Regions from separate parts of the Homo sapiens genome. Here region 2 is linked to region 1. The links are chromatin loops, found by intact Hi-C in ENCODE. Cell type or tissue: PC-3. All regions are shown on one strand. Links, peaks and the distances in the headings refer to the core of each region. The heading gives the core; the rest is flanking DNA. Region 1 overlaps CDH19 (cadherin 19). Region 2 has its middle 35 kb from the start of CDH19.

What was found. A loop is a pair of places that touch in the nucleus more often than their neighbours do. Peaks named below come from ENCODE experiments on the same cell type or tissue, not always from the same donor. Only the 100,000 strongest peaks of a DNase experiment are listed, where the experiment ranks them.
Region 2: a loop joins it to region 1, with 7 times the contacts of the local background. A loop is called at or near these places in 2 of 110 quality-filtered maps.

Annotation. Positions count from the first base shown.
Region 1 is chr18:66,584,547-66,589,946 of GRCh38, reverse strand. All of the region lies in intron 1 of CDH19 (cadherin 19), which reads left to right. Among named protein-coding and RNA genes, the nearest start is that of CDH19, 17 kb to the left of the region's middle. In PC-3, for the core only: no CTCF peak of the experiment used is centred there; a DNase peak (open chromatin) is centred at 2,346; H3K4me3 peaks cover 472 bases; H3K27ac peaks cover 1,723 bases.
Region 2 is chr18:66,636,265-66,641,664 of GRCh38, reverse strand. No RefSeq gene overlaps it. Among named protein-coding and RNA genes, the nearest start is that of CDH19, 35 kb to the right of the region's middle. In PC-3, for the core only: no CTCF peak of the experiment used is centred there; no DNase peak of the experiment used is centred there; H3K27ac peaks cover 605 bases.

The DNA.
Region 1 (5,400 bases), core at 60-5,059:
TGTTAAAGTCATAATTACTGCTATTGTCAAATAAAGTGCTTTTGCAGGCCTGGATCAAATGATTTTTATATTTCACTCAGTTCATGTGAATCAGATTTATGTGGTTCTGTGATATAATTATATTAATTTTTAGATTTTGTACTGATTCTACACAACACAAACATATATATACATAAAGAAAGGCAAATTAACAAAGTGCATGACTTTAGTTTTCTTTTTCCATTCACGAAGGATTGTGTTTTATAAAATCATGTTTATATTATATCTTTTCCATAACAAAATAGTACTTTCTATACCATTTGGCAGTGGTGCTTACTAAGTATTATTTTTGATAGTAGAGTAAATTTATAGATATTACAGTTATAGAGAGATGTGCTGAAAGGACAACTGATAATTGGAGAAAGGAACATTTGGATGATATGTTTGTCTAGGTATTATGTAGCTACTATCACAACATCAGCAAAAACTGTCAAATTGAATACAATGGTTTATTTACTATACTAAGCAGTGGCTAAAAAGAGTTTCAACAAGTGCAAAGTGAAACTATATCTTCTTAATGAAAGCATAAGAACAAAGAAATAAATACTGTTAGAAATTCTTGGGAAAATGAAATACACTGTTGGTTCGAAGAAAAATATGTAATCCTTCATGTTGCCTTTACAGATATATATATATATGTGTGTATATATATATATGTATATATATTCAAATATGTATATTCATTCAATTTGTCAAATATAATTTACGTGATAAACATGGTTAACTAACATAATGTTTGATCATTATTCTGAACAATGTTTTAGGAAAAAATAGTCTTTGCATAATTTTATGACTATGGAATTTCCCACTCTACATGTATGGTAATTGGTGGTTTTGTTAAACCATCATGATTTATTTGAAGGTTCATGAAATTTTCAGTCTACCTTATTCATCAACCTTTAAAGATTTTTATTTTTACTTTTTAAATTTTTTCTTGTGTTGTTATTATTGTTGGAAGTAGGAAGCATTATTTGTTTATTCTCTGCTTTCTAAAAAGCTGTTAATTCATTAATCATCAAAAGAAGCCTGGGATGTATGATTCCCTAATCAGTAGTTTAGTGGTGTATCTGCATATATTCCACTTCAGTCTTCAAACTGTAACTTTAAGTGAAACACTGTGTAATAAAACCAATTTTATCAGAGGCTAATTGAGATAAAGGAGAGTTTAGTCCCTATGACATATTTCTGGTAACAAAAACTTCACTAAACTTATAAATAAGGACCAAAACATTTCTAATATTAAACACTGAAATAAATCTGAGCTGTATCTATATATATATAGATATAGATATAGATATATATGATTAGTAAAAATGAGTAAGATCATTATTTACCCAATTTTGGGCGAATCAGTGAGTGACTGGCAGTTGTGGTGATGGGTTAAATCAAGAAATGAATGTTGGCAAAACAAAGATTGTCAGGATCACCTCTGGCCACTATGAAGTTCAAACACAAGAATTAACAAATAACAGCTGGCTCGCTGAACTCTTTCCTACCCAGCATAGTTTATTGTCCTGCATTTGTATGATGATCATGTACTTTACAAATCTTCATTTTACAATAATTTGTATTCGTTTATTTTCCAACCTGGTTATTCCAGTTCAGGGCCATGGGTGACAGGAGCCTATCCCAGAAACCCAGGGAGATTGGTGGGAACCAACCCTAGACAGGGTGCCATCCCATTGCAGGATCACCCTCACATGGTCACACTCACTCAGACTGGGGCCTTGTAGATGAACAACCAGCGTGATGTGCACAGCTTTGGGAAGTGGGAAGTGACTGGAGGATCCAGATAATCCCATGCAGACATGGGGGGAATGTGCAGACTCAACACAGATAGTGGCTCTGGCAGTGAATCAACTTTTTTCTCATCAATATTACACTGAAATGAAATTCAACAAAATGACATTTTTTGAGGAGTTGTTGTACAAGCTCACCTTGATCTTTCTTCTCTTTTGAAATGAATATAATATTTACTGTACCATTGAATTATGAGACAAATTACTAAGAGAACAGATGAGTACCATTATGGCATTAGAGACACAGTTGATTTTGTTAGTCGGGGAGCTAGGCTATTACAGTAACCAATTAACCTTCCATTTCTCAGCAACCTCCTACCACAAACATCAGGTGGAAGTTAGTGGGGGAAGTGTATCCAAGTTTCACAGTCACTCAGTGACGCAGGCTTGGTAGAGGCTCCACCATCCTTCAACTACTGATTGCCAAACTAGGAAGCAATAAAGACGAGACAATTATTCATAGGCCTTTCAGTGTTTCAGTTCGAAAATGGTGTACATCACTTTTACTCATATCTTGTTAGTAAAACCAGTCATGTAACCTTGTGCAATTGCAAGAGACATATTGGTAAACAATTATATGTCTACCACAGTAACCAAAACATTTTAGTTCTTCTTTTTTTTATTTGTTTTATATACCAGTCATAGCCATTTCATCCGATTAGTCATTCAGAATTTAGGGACAGTTTATGAGGTCTTAAAAATCTGAACCTAAGCTTTTCTTAGAGTGATGGAGTGGAAGGAAGAATATCATGATAGCAATCGCAGTTCCTTCTGAGTCTGGAGTAACCAGCACCAGTTAGCATTGTCACTTGTGATTTTTGAAGGTATCTTAACCTCTGCGTTTCCCAACTCTCATTTGACACTCCTAACACAGGCAATTTCTTTTGACATCCAGTTGGTCATTAAGTTTTGTCAATTCTGCCTCCATGTTATTATTGATTCTCTTACTTATATTGTCCTTTGCTGAAGAGCAGGATTAGTCAGAGTGCTGGGATGAAATATCACCTTCAAGAAGGCAATAGAAGGTCATGGATCTAGGGTGTTTGATGGAGAAACAGAACAATTATTTCAATGTCCTGGTAATGCAGGTGCTTCTAAGCACTGATTAGAAGATCCAAATAATTTCTTTTAAGACTAAAATCATATTGTAACTAACTAATAAAATTAAAATGTTAATATAAGATAAAAATAGATTAAATAAAAGGATAGGCATGGAAGTGGGAATAAAGACAATAGGTAATACGCATTCCAAAAGATATTCCAGCCACAACAATTCAAGAAGGGGATTTATTTTTTCTTAACATTGTTCTAATATTAATTTTCTTGCTTCTGTGTTTAACTACACAGACAAGATTTAAATAAATTCACAAAAATACAGAGTACCTTTTTGAAATGAGCATTGAGACAATGTTAGTATCATTTTTTAAAATAGACTTCACCACATAGTGTAAAATCTGCCACTAACTCTCCATGTTAACTCCTCTATATGGTACTACAGAGGTGCTTTTGGAATGAAAGGGGACTGTTTATAGACACTTTGTGGCTTCCTTCTTTTTTTTTTCCTTTTTATAAAGAATCTCTCAAATTAGAAGAAAGATAGGTAATATTCTCTAACTACTTCCCCATTTTAATATTACCACTCCAGTCCCCCAGAGCCATGTGTTCCTATTTGTTTCACACGAAGGCTTTATAGTATTTGCTTGCTTCATGTGTTCACTTCCCAAGAGGAGAGGTAAGATGTGTTTTTTAAATTGATGAAGAGAAACTCTTATTCTTATTTTTTAGTAGCATTTTCAAAACCTTTAAGTTTTTCTGTTTTTCTTTGTTTTGGGAAAGGTTTGGAACTCTCTGATCACCACAAATTCTAAGTCTATGATATATCATTTTGGCCACGCCTACTCAATATTTTTCTAAAAATGGAGACATTATATTAATTGCCATCTGTTTTTCTCTATGAGAAGCTGGGCTTAGTTGAGCTCAATATTTCAGCTTTCCATGAGCTTTCCGGAATACATTATATTTTTACAAGTTTTCACAGATGGAATAATTAGCTTTATGTAACCAAGAAGAGGTCATAGAAAAGACAATTTCTAATTAGATTCAGTTTCAAACTGCATAAGTGCATAGATTATAATATTTTTCATCCCTTAAGTCGTAATTAGTCTTCTTTGAAAATATAATTGTTCTGAGTCACACTGGGCTCATTTTCAGCTTATATATGTCCATGCAATATCATGTATTGCTTCAAGCATGATAATATGTATCTGTCATAGTCACTTAACCATGCTTAGAAAAAAAATAATGACATTCAAATAATTTGAAAATACATGTGGAACATATACATCAGGGAAAATATATACTAAAGTATTTTTGCAATAGTCATTTACAAAGCTTTTTATGTGTGTATATTTTTAGCAGAAATGAAAATAGCTGAATATTTCGACCTTGAGAAATGCAGAAATCACTAGATGCTTATTATTCACCTGTCAATAGCTATTTTCATGTAGCTCACTAAAAACATTTAACTCTTAATACGTGCCGGACAGTATTTTGGATGCAGCAACTCATTTCATCAAGAACACAGACCTTGAGAGGCATAATAATTATCCTCAATTTTCACATGAGACAACTGAGACAACCAGAGGTCGAGCTATTCGTCCAAGGTGATGGAACTAGCAAGTGTTGGTGTTGAGTTAGTTATTCAGCCATCCTTGCTCCACATGTGCTACTCTTATCTCCAGCAAACTGTCTTTAGAACATTCCATCTCAAACTATTTGGGAAAATAACCCGAAAGTCAGTAGAGAGTGACTCTCTTGGTCTTTACTATGGTGCAAAATAACATTTATTTATATAAAATCAATTTATATTATATATATCCAGGACTTCTTCCCTGCATTTGTCTACAACTTTTTTCCTTCAATTAAAGAAATTATATTGTATGTGTTCCGTTTCTTTATTTCACTTGACAATTATGGCACCAAATTATGTGGCTGCTGAGTAACAACATGTTGACATAAATTTTTTAATGTTTGTATTCAACGGTTGGTCGTTTGTTCAACTGTGAGACCAATTTTATGTACCTCCTCCCAGTGAATGGATTTTGGCTATTGAGAGTGTTTACAGTGCTTTTTAATTGTACATGAAAACTAAAAATAAAGACAGGTTTATGTGAGTTTATCTTCTGAAATAATCAAAGGAATAGTAGAATACCTGTTTAGATATTAGAAGTAAAACAGTGTTTTATTTTTCTGTAGTATATCTTGTCATAAGAACATTAAGAGAAAAAACACATTTTAGAAAAACATGAAAATATTGTACAGGTTTGACTGCAAACACACAGGAAAGTAATAAGAAATAGCCTGTGTTCATGTGATGGTTAAGTTAAAATCAGACTGCATAATATTTCATGGTATATGTGTACCACATTTCTTATCCAGTCTGTCACTAAAGAGCAGTGAGGTTGGTTCCATGTCTTTGCTATTGTGAATAGTGCTGCAATGAGCATTCGTGTACCTTTATGGTATGTATATTCATGTGTGCATGAGTGAAAATGCATGTGTC
Region 2 (5,400 bases), core at 89-5,088, 52 kb before region 1:
TGATCCACCTGCCTTGGCCTCGCAAAGAGCTGGGATTATAGGCATAAGCCACCACGCCTTGCCAGTTCCAAATATTTTTAACAAACAAATAAAATAGGAAAGTTTCATATTTGTAGTCAAAGACATTTATTTGCTTTATCACTGTAAATAAATCTGGCTTGCTATAGGCTTATCATTTAAAATTCAGGGAGTAAAATCTTTTAACTGTAATAGGAGATTAAGTTCCATCCCAATATGTAATTTCGTGACTATCATTCAAAGAATAAGAGTATCCAAAACTGCATAGAATAGAGCAAGTATTTTAAGAAACTTTTGAAAAAGTACAACTTACAAAAAGCTGGGATACACGTCGACTTCCTAAATACTGGTTGCATATAGTACTAACTATAGTCATATGTGGAACCTTACCATGACTCAGTCAAAGCCTGCAAGTACATTACTGCTTAAGCTGATCCAGGTCAAAAAGAGTAACAGTCAGAGATTGAATAGTGTCCCTCCCGAAAATATATATTGCAGCCCTAACCCTCATTACCCAAGTATGTGCCTGTATTTAGAGACAGAGTCTCTAAGGAGGAAATTAACCCAAATGAGGCCATGAATGTGTCATGATCCAAATGCCTGGTGTCCTTATAAGAAGGGAAATTAGGATACATGAAAGATACCAGGGCTTTACACACACAGAGAAAAGGTCACTTCATATCATATGAAGACATAGTGAGAGGGTGGCCCTCTGCCAACCAAGGAGAGAGGCCTCAGGAGAAACCAAACCTGAAGACAACTTGATCTTGAACTTCTGGCTTCCAGAAGAATGAGAAAATAACTTTCTGTTGCTTAAGCCATCCCATCTGTGGTATTTTTTATGGTAGCCTCGGTGAATGGAAACCCTTACAGACAAAATTAAGATTGCAAAGTTCCAAGTTTTATTGACTGTATTTAAACTGCACAGACTGAAGCAAAGAGAAAGAAATGGGGCTGGTCAGGGGAGGCTGCCAGTGGGGTGGAAGGAGCACATGAGCTGAGTCATGTTTTCTACAGTTCCCACGCCCTGTTCCTTTCCTGTCTCTGCCACGTGAGCTTCCCTTGTGGGTATTGTGCTTATGAGGACTGGCGGTGAGGACTGAGCAAGGGAATTGAAAGGATGAAGGTGCTTGGGATTAATATACACACTTGCTATATAAGGGAGATGCAGTGATACAGAAACCTGTCTCCAAGATAAGCCAGTTAGCTTGACTTGCACTTGTTTTTTTTGAATAGAAGGTACGTCAAGCAAAATTACAAATATTCTGTATTCTTTTTAAAATTTTATATCTTTTATTTTATTTTTATTATGCTTCAAGTTCTGGGGTACATGTGCAGAACGTTCAGTTTTGTTACACAGGAATACACGTGCCATGGTGGTTTGCTGCACGCATCAACCCGTCACCTACATTAGGTATTTCTCCTAATGCTATCCCTCCCCTAGCCCGCCACCCGCCAACAGGCCCCAGTGTGTGATGTCCCCCTCCCTGTGTCCATGTGTTATCCTTGTTCAGCTCCCACTTATGAGTGAGAACATGCAGTGTTTGGTTCTCTGTTCTTGTGATAGCTTGCGAAGAATGATGGTTTCCAGCTTCATATCCCTGCAAAGGACATGAACTTGTCTTTTTTATGGCTGTATAGTATTCCATTGTGTATATGTGCCACATTTTCCTTATCCAGTCCATCACTGATGGACATTTGGGTTGGTTCCAAGTCTTTGCTATTGTGAATAGTGCTGCAATATTCTAATGTTCTTCCTCTGAACATTTTATCGTCAATTAATCACCCCTGCCTGTGTCAGTTATAATATTTGTGTTTAGAAATTTTCTATCTCAATCCTTACTATATACTTGTTTTTGCTGGCATTCCGTCATAAAAAAGAATATTCCCTGCCAAAATTTAAACTTTCATCCCAAATGAATTTTAGTCTATTAAGTTAAAATGTTTTGTTTTAAATCTGTTTAATTTAATTCTTTTGTCTATCAAAATATAAGTGCCACCAATGGATGGATGATTTAAAAACACTGAGTATTTGAAGTGCCTTATGTACCTCATATAAACTAAGTACATCATGAATATCGCAGCCTCTGGTACCTCCGGTGTGTTTAGCATATTATCATACTAGGGTTTTATGGATTTTTTCATGTCTTCATATCTATGTTCAGAACATGCTCATAGTCTACTTCCTTTTTCTAACACGTTAGGTCTCATAAGTTACTACTTCATCCTATTTTACTTCCTCTATAACTTATGCTTATGAGTCATAAGCTAACTGTTCAACCTAGTTTTATCTACCATTCTGACTTATTTTCTTATATTTGAAAAATGACTTGAATATTCTCATATAGATTCCATAATTTCTCAGAAAATAAAAAAGATAATTCCATTACAGTGTCTCCTCTGTTTTCTTTCAACACTTTTTTTTCTATTTCCTTCATAAAACTTTTTAAGGTGGAAGTAATAAAAAAATGATTGTTTTGAAGCCCTATTGCTATATTGGAGACTATGATTTTGGCTAAGTAAACAGAAATAATGAAATTTTCAAGAACCTTCAGGGAAGTTAGCATGCTAGGTACACTGAATCACACATTCAACAAATATTGGCTTAAGTCCTACAATCCAAAGATATGGCCGAGGTACTGCAGAAGAGAAAAAATGAATTAGATTCTCTCTCCAGGTTTGGCAGCGGCATTGCTATGAATTAACTACATGATTTCCACTTCCTAGGCATACAGGGAGACTACATTTTTCAGCCTCTACCTCAATTATTTTGGGGTCAAATGACCAAACATAGACTAATACTTGTAAGTGAAATGATACAAGCCACTTCCAGGGTTGGATGTTAAAGAATACTCTGCATTGCTATCTACTTTCTCCTTCTTTTATGTCAAAAACAAGTCCCTTAAGTTTTCCAGAAGGTGAAGATGCAAGAGGGAAGCATCCTGGATTTTCAGGACAAAGCTTGGAGGACAGCTGCTTAGGGGAGCTGTGGGATGAGCAAGAAATAAAACCTCTTACATTTAGCATAGCCTCCTATTGTGTACAATTACTGATAGATATTCCAATGCCACATAGAAATTTATGTGCAAAAATTCAGTGCAGAGTCAGTGCTGGCAAATTGGGATAGGGAAATTGCTCTTCAAGATGAGAATCAGATAAGGAAACAGAAAAGATGTCATTTAGGACTTTATTTGACAGATTTGGACACATAGTGAAAGTATCAGAATTGTGGTTTGTAAAAATAATCTTATACCCTGAGGACGAGCTACATAATTTGTGCAACCCAGTGGAAAATGAAAATTCAAAGATTATTAAAAATTTAAGGATGCCTACAGCAAAGTATTATATTAAGTGTGGGGTCCTTCTAAGAACAGGCCCCTTTGGGACTGCACAGGGCACATGCTCATGGAGAAGCAAGAGGAAATGGAAATATAATGTGTTTACATGGAGTTGCAGCTAAGAGTAATGTGTGTAGTTAGAAACTGCTTACAATTTTCAGAAAACAAACAGTTTTTATTAATAAGAAATTCATTGATAAGCCAGTCAGCATGGAGGATATGGCTACCAATATGGAAACCAGTACTTATACATAAATGTTTACGTAATACTGGTGCAAAACATGTGGTTTTGACTCATACATGTACTTTCTCCCTACAGTGGGAATAAAATCCATGGATTTAATATGATGAAAATAAGAAAAAACACATGCTGCCTGTACAAAATAGAACCTGCAATTTGTTTATTTTGTTTTCGGCATTAAATTATTTAGTTGACCAACTGACTACTGAAATTCATTTTCACTATTGTTTCCCCTGAGTGTCTCAAATACAGTAGTGAAAATGAAATTTACTCCTATTCCCTGAGTGTCTCAGCCATATTCTAGTAAACTGTAAATTTTGTAAAACTTGTAAGCAGGTCAGAATTAATGAGAGGAATTAGTTTGATTCTTTGCAGCATCCTAAAGATAATCTGGTGCCTTAGATCGAAGTTTTTCTTAGTATTGCAGTGGGTGAGAATCAGTGTGGCTAGTCATTCGAACAGACAGAATCCACCTCTGCTAAGAAAACGAAGTATTGAAGTGTTTTCATATCTGCAACAGTTTCCTTTGTGTTTTACAAAAGAACATTTAATTCATTTTTTGTCTTCATTTTTTTCTAAGTTAATATTGCCAAATTGTGTTAATCCTGAATAATGCAAGAAGTTAAAGATATAACTTGAGGTAAGATAAACATCCAGTTCTTCCATATATCCCCAGTCGATCACAAAAATAAACATAAGGTTAAACATAGAAATTTGTAAATGAACAATTCACTACAGAGGAAGCATGCTTTGGGCAGAGAAAAGCATTATAAATATTAATATTTGCTATTGCCACACTGAAAAGTCTTACATTAGCATGCGATCCCTTCTTGTTACATTTCAATTCAAAATGTACTTAGAATATATTTTTTGTGTGTGTACTTGTCATGATGTATTTTATTTCCTTCTCAATCACGAAATCACTCTCATTCTTTGATAGTATTGTGGTAGAATGTTCATAAAGTATACAGAAGCAGAAGGGCAGAATTATTTCCTTGATTTTCCCCCAAAGTTTTGTGACATGTAAAACTAAAAATTCCAGAAGTCTTGCAGTTTAGTAAGAATACATTCCAAGAAACAATAACAGTGATGCTTTTTCCAGCATCTTGCAATATTCTTGAAAATAAATTGATAGAATAGTCATAATAGGTGAAAGGTGAAATGATAGTTCATTTTAGTCTCTTTATTACTAAATTTGGAAAGTCAACTTGCTCACAAAAGCCCTTATAGTGATACAGGTTTTTCTACTCTCCAATAGCCTCCAATACAGAATATATATTCATCAAAATTGACAACACAGTATTATGTTTTGGTCAGTGATACTGAGGTGTATGATTTGCTTTCTTAATGTCGATTACAAGAAATTGTGAAACTGAAGGCTATATCTTTCTTTAATCAGGATTTTGAATTTACCGGGACATTAGATATATTCCTTTCATGGGTAATTAGGAAAAATCAGCATTTTCTGTCCCTCTTCCACTCAGTTTTATTCTTTAAGATTTTAGGACATTGCTTTTGATATGGTTTGGGTGTGTCCCCACCCAAATCTCATCTTGAATTGTAGCTCCCATAATTCCCACGTTATGGGAGGGACAGAGTGGGATTTAATTGAATCAAGGTGGCTGTTTCCTCCATACTGTTCTCATAGTAGTAAATAAGTTTCATGAGATCTGATAGCTTTATAAGAGGTTTCCCCTATCACTTGGTTCTCACTCTCCCTTGTCTGCTGCCATGTAATATATCTCTTTCACCTTCTACGAAGATCGTGAGGCCTCCTCAGCCACATGGAACGGTGAGTCCACT